Regions from separate parts of the Homo sapiens genome. Here all the other regions are linked to region 2. Evidence: chromatin contacts called from ENCODE Hi-C data. All regions are on one chromosome and are shown on one strand. Each heading gives the region's core, a stretch centred on a gene start or an enhancer-like site at or near the end of the contact. The rest is flanking DNA. Distances are from core to core; before and after follow the strand shown. Region 1 overlaps SPATA13 (spermatogenesis associated 13). Region 2 holds the start of CPAP (centrosome assembly and centriole elongation protein). Region 3 holds the start of SPATA13 (spermatogenesis associated 13).

The links. Hi-C counts contacts between places; a loop is a spot of excess contacts on that map. Pooled maps may share reads with other maps.
Region 1: a loop to region 2 is called in a map of B cell, with 6 times the contacts of the local background. The contact joins the enhancer-like site here to the promoter of CPAP in region 2. A Hi-C loop is called at or near these places in 3 of 168 maps with a recorded cell type or tissue (B cell, CD8-positive, alpha-beta T cell and naive thymus-derived CD4-positive, alpha-beta T cell), 19 of 37 single-sample maps with no recorded cell type and 17 of 50 pooled maps.
Region 3: a map of CD8-positive, alpha-beta T cell shows a loop between it and region 2 (25-fold over the local background). The contact joins the promoter of SPATA13 here to the promoter of CPAP in region 2. A Hi-C loop is called at or near these places in 3 of 168 maps with a recorded cell type or tissue (CD8-positive, alpha-beta T cell and naive thymus-derived CD4-positive, alpha-beta T cell) and 8 of 50 pooled maps.

Annotation. Positions count from the first base shown.
Region 1 is chr13:24,273,186-24,276,251 of GRCh38, forward strand. All of the region lies in intron 4 of SPATA13 (spermatogenesis associated 13), which reads left to right. Among named protein-coding and RNA genes, the nearest start is that of SPATA13-AS1, 20 kb to the left of the region's middle. RefSeq lists enhancers at 1,436-1,725, 2,026-2,085. Within about 2 kb of position 1,491, at least 18 of the 41 ENCODE cell types and tissues checked have a DNase peak (open chromatin) inside an H3K27ac peak, as active enhancers do; they include B cell and CD8-positive, alpha-beta T cell, where a contact is called at or near this core.
Region 2 is chr13:24,921,483-24,924,399 of GRCh38, forward strand. CPAP (centrosome assembly and centriole elongation protein) reads right to left here and starts at 1,379. Exons shown (of 17, transcript NM_018451.5): 1 at 1,279-1,379. RefSeq lists enhancers at 523-1,424, 1,425-2,326.
Region 3 is chr13:24,159,169-24,162,216 of GRCh38, forward strand. It overlaps SPATA13 (spermatogenesis associated 13), which reads left to right and starts at 1,552. Exons shown (of 13, transcript NM_001166271.3): 1 at 1,552-1,764. RefSeq lists a silencer at 1,443-1,502.

The sequences.
Region 1 (3,066 bases), core at 241-2,740, 650 kb before region 2:
GACGCCCCAGCTCTGAACTGGAGACGGGACAGAGGCTGAGTTTTGAGAGCAGGAGGGAGTGGAGCTGCTGGCTTGGTTGTGGGGTCTGGAGCCAATGGGGTGTTGGCTGCCCAGGGTGCAGGGCCCTAAGTTGAATACTGATGTGAAGCTATACATTAAGAGAATGATTCTTCAAAGCTCCTTAGACATTAATAACAGATTATTAGTGAGAGTTAATATGTCAGTTTCTAGGATTCCTTTTGATCTTATTGTTGTCCACATGTTTAAAAGATTGAAAAATACTATTTGTGAAGAATGGCTTGAAAGTCTAGATTAGATATACTAGTGACTTTTCCAACACTAACAGTTTACATTCTGGAACATGAAACATATTTCATACTTTAATTCAGTCACCCAACACTGACTATTAAGCATGTTCCTTGTCCTTGAGAAAGTCATAGCTAGGATAAGAGTAGGGACAGGATATAAAGGGACAGATATAAACTTAATAATAACTATAATGTAAATGCGATACATATTTTAAAAGAGGTTAGTCTAACATGTTTATAGAACATCAAAGGCAGATATTGTTATGGCAGAGGATCAGGGAACTGAAAAATAAGTCATGGAACCGTCACCAAGCAATGATGGTTACAACTTTTGTTTGTTGTTTGGTTGGTTTTTGTTTCCTTAAGTTTATTTTTAAATAGAGATGGGATCTTGCTATGTTGCCCAGGCTGGTCTTGAACTCCTGGCCTCAAGCAATCCTCCTGCCTCAGCCTCCTAAAGTGCTGAGATTACAGGCATGAGCCACTGCGCCCGGCCAATGGTTAAACTTTTGAGGGATGAGCCAGAATTTGATGGGCTGTTTTGGGTGGGAAAGTTGCTCCAGGCGGAGAGGTCAGCGTGGACGGATGGAAGGATTTTGTCCTATTCGTTGGAATAAGGAACATTCAGTGGTACACATTGGCTAACGCAGAGGTTTCCAGCCAATGCAATCAGAATCCATTGCCTGCAACTTGTGGCTTGCTGCATGGACAGGCAACAAAAGGCATATGTCCTAGAACAACCTGAGCATGTGGTGTGGTTTAAGTAAGCTTAACCTGAAGGTCCAGTGGTTCCCAAATTTTTCCAGGTGTCAGAATCATTTGAGGAGCTTTTCAAAATAAATTCTCAGCCAACATCCTTCCCCACTACCACCACCCAACCTGACTCAGTGGCCCAGGGCAGGGGAGGATCTTTATTTTTCTAAACATTTTCCATGTGATTAGATGCCACAGGCCCTGGGTGTTTGGGAACCACTGAAGGGGGATGGACCCTGGAAATTGTGCATCATGTTTTGACGTTGTCAGTTCCTGTGACCCAGCTCTTTCCCTCTGTGTGCATCTCCGTGGCCTGAGCTCTTGGGGTTCACCCATAGTTTCAGCCCACAGAGCAGCAGCCCGTGACAGCTGCTCCCAGCTGTGAACACGAGCTGCCCGCCTGGGCTTGCCATTTCTGTTTTTAAGATGGGAAGTCAGAATGGCTTATCTCAACTCTGAGGAAGTCTGAGCCATCAGCAAGAGGTTTTCTCAAATACATGATTTTAGCAGATTATTTTAAGGGTGGGGGAATTTCCCTGAAGTCAAGGGAGGGGAAATTCCCCACCAAGGAGTGATGCTGGGTGGGAGATGCTGGTCGGGAACCAGCTGCTCATTAGCTAGGCAGTGTTGGAGAGTGCCTCATGAAAATAGCTAAATCTATGTCTCCTTGTTGTCAAGTGCCTGATGTTTAAGGGCTGTGTTAGATCTCACCTCCCTTTCATTTAACAGAACACCTCAACCTCCACCCTGTTATCACACCCTCACCAGGACTACCCTCCCCCACTTATCAGTCAGGGGCTTTTTTTTTCCTGATGTCTTCTCTAACTGTATTTGTAACAATCCTTCCAATTTAAAAAAATGACACCTCCTCTATGGCTACCACATTGTTCTCTGTAGTAGTTCCTAAAGCTAAAAGTGGCCAGGGCTGAAAATGGGGACTGGGGCATTCTACTCACTGACAGCTGCAGCCAGGAGGAAAGCAGAGAGGGGGAGGAAAATGAGACATTTGTGTAAGGGATGGACTGGGGAAGGACCAATGCAGCCCCAGGAATCAGGGGCCCCCAGAGGGCAGTGTTTCTAGGAGTGATGGTTAACCATGGTTATTGAACAAGAGCATTATAAATTCACTTTATTACATTTTTGGAATTGATAGTACTCTGTGGAACAGATGTGTTCTCTTGGAATTGTCCCCAGTCAGAGAGGCGCTGATGGTCAGCACGCAGTTTTGATGACCAAGGGTGTGCTCCTTCTACCTGACTGAAGCTGCGGGAAGTGTTGTAGAAAGAGCCTGCTCTGTCTGCTCTCATATTGATTGTATGTAGGCATTTGGGGTTTTAAAACTGATTTCAATTTGGAGCAGTCTTTGCTTCTTGTTTACAAGATCGTTTCCAAAAATGGCTTTTTGGGCAAGGTGCAGTGGCTCACGCCTGTAATCCCAGCACTTTGGGAAGCCAAGGCAGGTGGATCACCTGAGGTCAGGAGTTTGAGACCAGCCTGGCCAACATGGCGAAACCCCATCTCTACTAAAAATACAAAAATTAGCTGGATGTGATGGCACGCACCTGTAATCTCAGCTACTCGGTAGTCTTAGGCAGGAGAATCTCTGGAACCCTGGAGGCAAAGGCTGCAGTGAGCTGAGATCGCGCCACAGCACTCCAGCCTGGGCGACAGAGCAAGACCTTGTCCCTCACCCCTCCCCCAAAAAATGTTTTTTCCACACCAATTTTTTCAACAAAAGAAACTACGGTTGGTGAGAATGTGGAGAAATTGGAACTGTTGCGCACTGTTGGTGGGAATGTGAAATGATGCAGCCATGTGGAAAACAGTATGGAGAGTCCTCCAAAAATTAAAACTAGAACTACCATTTGATCAAGTATGCTAAAGAGTTGTAAGCAGGGTCTCAAAAAGATAGTAGCACATTACTCACAATAGCCAAGTAGTAAAAGGAGCCCAAATGTTCACCCACAAACAGGTAAACAGAATGTGGTGTGTATACTCACAATGG
Region 2 (2,917 bases), core at 129-2,628:
GTTAATACAGGGGGTGGATACACTTAGGCTGTACACTTAAGATTAGCGCACTTTACTGGATATCTGTTATTCCTGAATAATTTGTAAAAACTTTTTCTAAGCAAATTGTTTTTCAGTAGGAAACCAATCTAAAAAAGTAATGACTTTTTTTTTTTCAAAATCAACCACGTAACTTTGCTTAATTTCAATGACCTTAGCAGAAAATCTTTCGAAATCCAAATTCAGAAGGGAGACAAACTACAAGGTCATTTCATAATATGGAAAACTAGAAAAATTCCCTACTAGACTGACAAGTGCAAGCAGTCTTGGGATGCAGCAGCCAGACTTTTGCATCTCCTCCTCCAACTCCCCACCAAACACACCTTCTATACCTTCAATTTCATGACCGCGATTCTAAAAATATATTTAATGTCAGCATGAAGTATAAAAAAAGCGTCACCAGAACCTGCTACTTATTATTGATACTGAGGTCTTGGTAAAGGGAGCATTGATAATATATATGCCGAGATAGGATTAGTATGTGGACTCAGACTTTACAGATATCAAAATCTGAAGGACACGGGTGCACGTGTATGTCAAACTCATCAAATGGAATGCATTTAAACATGTGCCATTTTTATTGTATAGCAATTATACCTCAATAAAACTTTTAAAAAATGTAACAAACTGACAGCCTTGAAATCTCCAGAAAGTGCTATGTAAACATTCTTTAAAGCAGTATTGAAAAAAAGATAAATTCTCTGCACGGTGAGGGAGGAGAGTGGATACAAACAGCAAATTCAAAGCCACTCTTAGACCGTGAGAAGTAACTAGTTGGTCTGGGAAGTGATTTAGCAGTCCCCTAAAATACAACACGTTCTTGAAAGCCATGAATCCACACGAAGCTTCAAGAGAGAAGCCCTTGACAAAGCTGGGGCAAGACCGGCCCTTAGGACAGCCAGCAACGCTACTTCACCACCCTGCTCCAGCGGACTGCGGCTGCCGCGCTGCCCACAGGAACTCAAGTTCCGCCACAGCCAGGTCAGAGAGACAGACACCCCAGAGAGGCCGGCTTCCCCAGCTCTGCGAAGAACAAAGCAGCGCGAATGAACGAAGCCACTGAACTGCCGTGGGCCTCAGCGCGCCCGTGGGCCTGAGCGCGTCCCGGCGCCCCGCTCCCTCCTCGCCCCGCCGAGCCAACCCCGAGGTCCGAGCAGAGTCCTGCCCGCCCACCGCCGTCCATCTCCGGCGCAGGGCGGCGGACAAAGAGCTCCTCCGCTCTTTTCGCCCACAAATTACCGCTCCGTGAAGCCTGGGCAGCTCAGCAGCACGAACCGACACCTCAATCTCCGCAGCATTTACAAATGGGCCGCCACAATCGCCGCCTCTGTCGGAGCCCCGCCCCCGTCCCGAGGTCCTGTGGGAAGTGAGGATCTCACCCGCGCGTCTGCGCTAAAGCGCAGGCACCGCTGAGCCCAGTGAAACTACAACTCCCAGTGACGCCACAGCGACGGGCGTTGCCCGGCGGGGGATGGACTGCGCGCCGCCTTCCGACCAGCAGCGGGCCAGTGGTCGACGTAGGCGGGCGGCGTGGCGGGGCGGAAAACCGTTTCCGGGAGAGACCTTCCGTGGTGGACGTCGCCCCAGGCTCCCACACTTAGAAAACTAAAGGGAACGCCTAACGGAGCGATGGATCTCCGTGTTCCCAGCAAAGCAGGGAGCACGGAGAGTCAAAGCTAACATAGAGCCCAACCGACGCTTAAAGGAGGTGTTTTGGGTTTTGTTTTTTTTTTTTCTATTTGCGTACGGTCTATTTTGTCGTTTTTTTGGTTTGGTTTGGTTTTTTTCTTTGTTTTCCGCTTTGGCTGAGGTGACTTAGTAAAGGAGAAAAAGGGCAGTCCGCTACACCATTTCGTAAGACGAAAATAACCCTATGAGAATTCACTCCAAAAATAGGCATCTTTCATCTCTCCTCAAATGGCTAATCGGTGGTTTGGCAGAGTGTGTCCATTAGATTCTGAAACTAGTTTGAATACTGACAGTGCAGAATTCAAGAAATTTTTTTGTTTTGTTTCGTTTTAACTGCCACGGCCCTTTAATCTAGGAAGTTACAGCACCGTGAGTTACCACAGTACTACATACCTGGCTTCCATGTCTGATTAAACAGCAGGCCAAGTAAAATGTTTAAAGAAATCAAATGAAGTGCCATTTATAACCGTTATAACTGAAACAAACGACTGCTAAAGACAAAACTATTTCACAGAAATTTGGTCCTCCAAAATTTGTTTTGCTTTCTACTTCAAAAAGAGTCTACTTCTCTAAATCAAGATTTCGGTTTTGCTTCTTTTTTCAATTTTTCTTTTCTTTTTTTAATTTTTATTTTTTGAGATGGAGTCTCGCTCTGTTGCCCAGGCTGGAGTACAATGGCGCGATCTCCGCTCACTGCAAGCTCTGCCTGCCGGGTTCACGCCATTCTCCTGCCTCAGCCTCCCGAGTAGCTGGGATTACAGGCGCCCGCCACCACGCCTGGCTAATTTTTTTATTTTTATTTTTAGTAGAGAAGGGGTTTCACCGTGTTAGCCAGGATGGTCTTGATCTTCTGACCTCGTGATCCGCCCGCCTCGGCCTCCCAAAGTGCTGGAATTACAGGCGTGAGCCACCGCGCCCGGCCCAATTTTTCTTTTTAATTTTCACTGTGGGTGAGGAAGCTAAAGCCCGAGACTTCCGAGATCACACAGCTACTTAAGATGCCAGACAAGGACCCAAACAATCTTCCTTTTCATTTATGATAGCCCTTTGGCTTGAAAGCATGCCCAAAAGTCTCATCATTCTTCCTAAAATGTGTATCTTTAAGGATAGTCGCAATATCCTCTATTTTTGTGCCTATATTTTATTCGTATGTTTTTATTTTAATATAGTATGTAGTGCCACATTGTTT
Region 3 (3,048 bases), core at 302-2,801, 760 kb before region 2:
GCATTTGTGAGTGCTTTGTGCAGATTTTTTATAGAGTAGAAATAAAATGGAACAGTCAATGATATTAGCCTCACATACTATGTTTCTAAAATTTTCCAAGGTTTGGTTTTTATATTTTTTCAGCTTTAAAAATACATGGTCATTGTTAAAACTTGGGGTAATTTCAATAACAATTCAAAGAATTAAATAAAATTTGCCCATATTTCCACCACCCACAGATAATTATCATTAATCTTGGAGTGTGCTTTAATTAATAGACTATTTTTAGAGCAGTTTTAGGTTTAGAAAACAGGAATGGAAAGTACACGGAGTTCTGATGTACTCCCTCACGCCCCTCCCTCCACACACAGCTGCTTGTACTGACATCTTACATTCGAGTGGCACATGTGTTATGATTGATGGGCCCATGTTGTTACATTAAGATGAACTAAGTCCATTACTTACAGGAGGCTCACGCCGCATGCTGTTCATTCTGTGAGTTTTGAGAAATGCATAATGACATGAAGCCACCATTATAATGTCATACAGAGTTTTTTCAATATTTTAAAAAACATACATAAAATTAATTTTCACTTTTCATTGGGTAATATAATTTTTGTTTTTTATTTTACAGATTGTGGGTATTGTTCTTTGATTATAAAAGACAATAGACATTTATAAATAATAGTGCTGGCCACTAAATGAATCATCTAAAAAACTACACTGGTAGAAAGCATGCATTTATTTTATGAATTCCATTAGCTGCCTATCAGGGAACATGGAGCACTGGGGCACAGATCCCAGCACAGAAGGGTTTGCTTCTCTTCTGTGGTTTTCATGTCAATTAATGATTAGGCCTTGAGCCTCACAAGAAAGGTGATAGGCCTTTGAGTCGGTTTACTGCAACAGTCTACTCAAGACTTGCCCCAGGCCCTGGGAAACATGTAGGTTTAAAAATCCCTACCCTGCGTTTTCCTTTCACAGGGAGTGAACTTCTGGCCCAGGCAGTGGGCAGTGGGGCACGGTTGCCCCGGAGATGAGACTCCTCTTCCCGCCCTGGGGGGTGGGGGCTGGCTGGTGGCTGAGGGAACTATTTTTGTTTGTTTCTTTTTTTAAAAAACGGAGTCTGGCTGTGTCCTCCAGGTTGGAGTGCAGTGGCGCGATCTCGGCACACTGCAACCTCCGCCTCTCGGGTTCAAGTGATTCTCCTGCCTTAGCCTCCTGAGTAGCTGGGATCACAGGCGCCTGTCACCACGCCCGGTTAATTTTTATTTTTATTAGAGACGGGGTTTCACCATGTTGGCCAAGCTGCTCTCAAATTCCTGACCTCAGGTGATCCGCCCACCTCGGCCTCCAAAAGTGCTAGGATTACAGGCAAGAGCCACTGCGCCTGGCCGGGGAACTGTTTTTGATGGGTGGGGTCCCCGGCTGTGGTTGGTAGTGTGGGGGCGTGGCCGAGGGTGTGGCCTGAGGGAGTGAGCTAACCGGGGGCGTGGCCTGATATGGGGCGGGGGGAAGAGCCGGGCTGGGGGCGTGGCCTGGTGGGGAGCGGGGCTGGGGCGTGGCTTGGCTGAGTGTGCTGCCGCGGCGCGGGAGGAGAGTGTGCGTTGCGCTTTCTCCCGCGATCGCCCTGCCGGTCGCTAGCTCCGAGGGCGCGCACTGGATCCCAGGCTCCTCCGAGAGTGCGGCGACCTCGGGGCTCCGCCGGCACCGGAGGTGGCTCTGAGGGCAGGGACGTGTTGGACACGCTGACTTTGTAGGCTCCGCCAAGAGGCGCCGCAGGAGGTAAGACGGCTTCGGGCGCGCGGCTCTGCCGGGCGGGCGCGGGCATGGGCTGTTAGGTAGAATATCGGGAGGATTTGAGTCCCAGTGGACTGCCTCGGGGCTTCGGGATGTCCAGCTCCCAGCTGCTTGGCCTCTGCTTCCCCCGCCGGTGGAGGCTACCGGGTGCTCACCTGTTAGGTCCGTGCGCCCGCTCCCTGCCCGGCGGTGGCTCTGCGCCCTCTGGGCCACCCGGCACCATCGCTTTTGGGAGGACATGCACGTGGTGTTCTCGCAAAAGGCCGTTTCCAGCCGGAAGCCTGCAGGGAGGTCGCCTTGTAACTTCACCCGCGCTCCCAGCTCGCGGGGCCTGGCCTACAGGGGCGGCCGTGGGGGTGGCAGAGTCTGGGGAGCCTGGCGCGGCGGAGCCCTGTAACGCTCTGCTCCATCGGGTGGCGTGGCTGGTGCCTCCGGGGACCCGGAGCGATGCGGTTGGAGAGCTTAGTTTAGAAAGCAAGTTTCTCTTGGTACCAGCGGAGTCTCGTCCCAGGGGAAAGATTTTGGGACCCGGTGCCCATCGTCTGTGGACTGCAGGGAATGCATTGGCGGAGTTGGTTTGGTCCCATTCTGTGCAGGAGGTGGGGGAATTGGTACTCCAGCCCCAGGCAGGTAGAAGCCCGCGCTGCTGCCAGCGTCAGGGGGAGCTCGGGTGACTTGGGCTGGGCCACCCATCTGACTGCAAGGTTACAGAGCTTGAGCAAATTTCCCCTCCCTCCAAGTGCAGGAAAACCAAACCAAAGCAAGCAAACAAAACCCTGTGGGTCATTTGCTTCCCAGCATTGCATAGGGATGTGGATAAATAGAATAATACTGTGAATTTATTCAGCTCTTGTTCCCATGGCTTCCCATAGCCTTATATTATGCACCTCCCCCTGCCAGCATTTTCTCTGTCCCCACCTTCGGTTTTTGCTGCCTCGTGTTTTCTTCTCTGTGAACCTTTCCTGGTCACCCAGCGATTTGCTCTCCTTTATTCCCCTTGCTAACAGGCGGAGAAATCTCACTCCTTTTCTTTTTCCACCTTTCCCAACAAATTCTCCTTTTTTCCTAATGTCCCCCTCCCCCGTCTTGCAAACTTCCTCACTGCATTATTCTCGGGGTGCCTGTCATGCACCCTCCCTGTTCTCTGCCCTCCTCCCGCACTTTAGAGTTTCATGTGGCTTTGTCTTATTATCCCATATCCTAATTCTCATCTACCTCCCTTGGCCCCCACGTTTGCCATCTGCCTCCACCCAGTTCTCCCATCTCCTT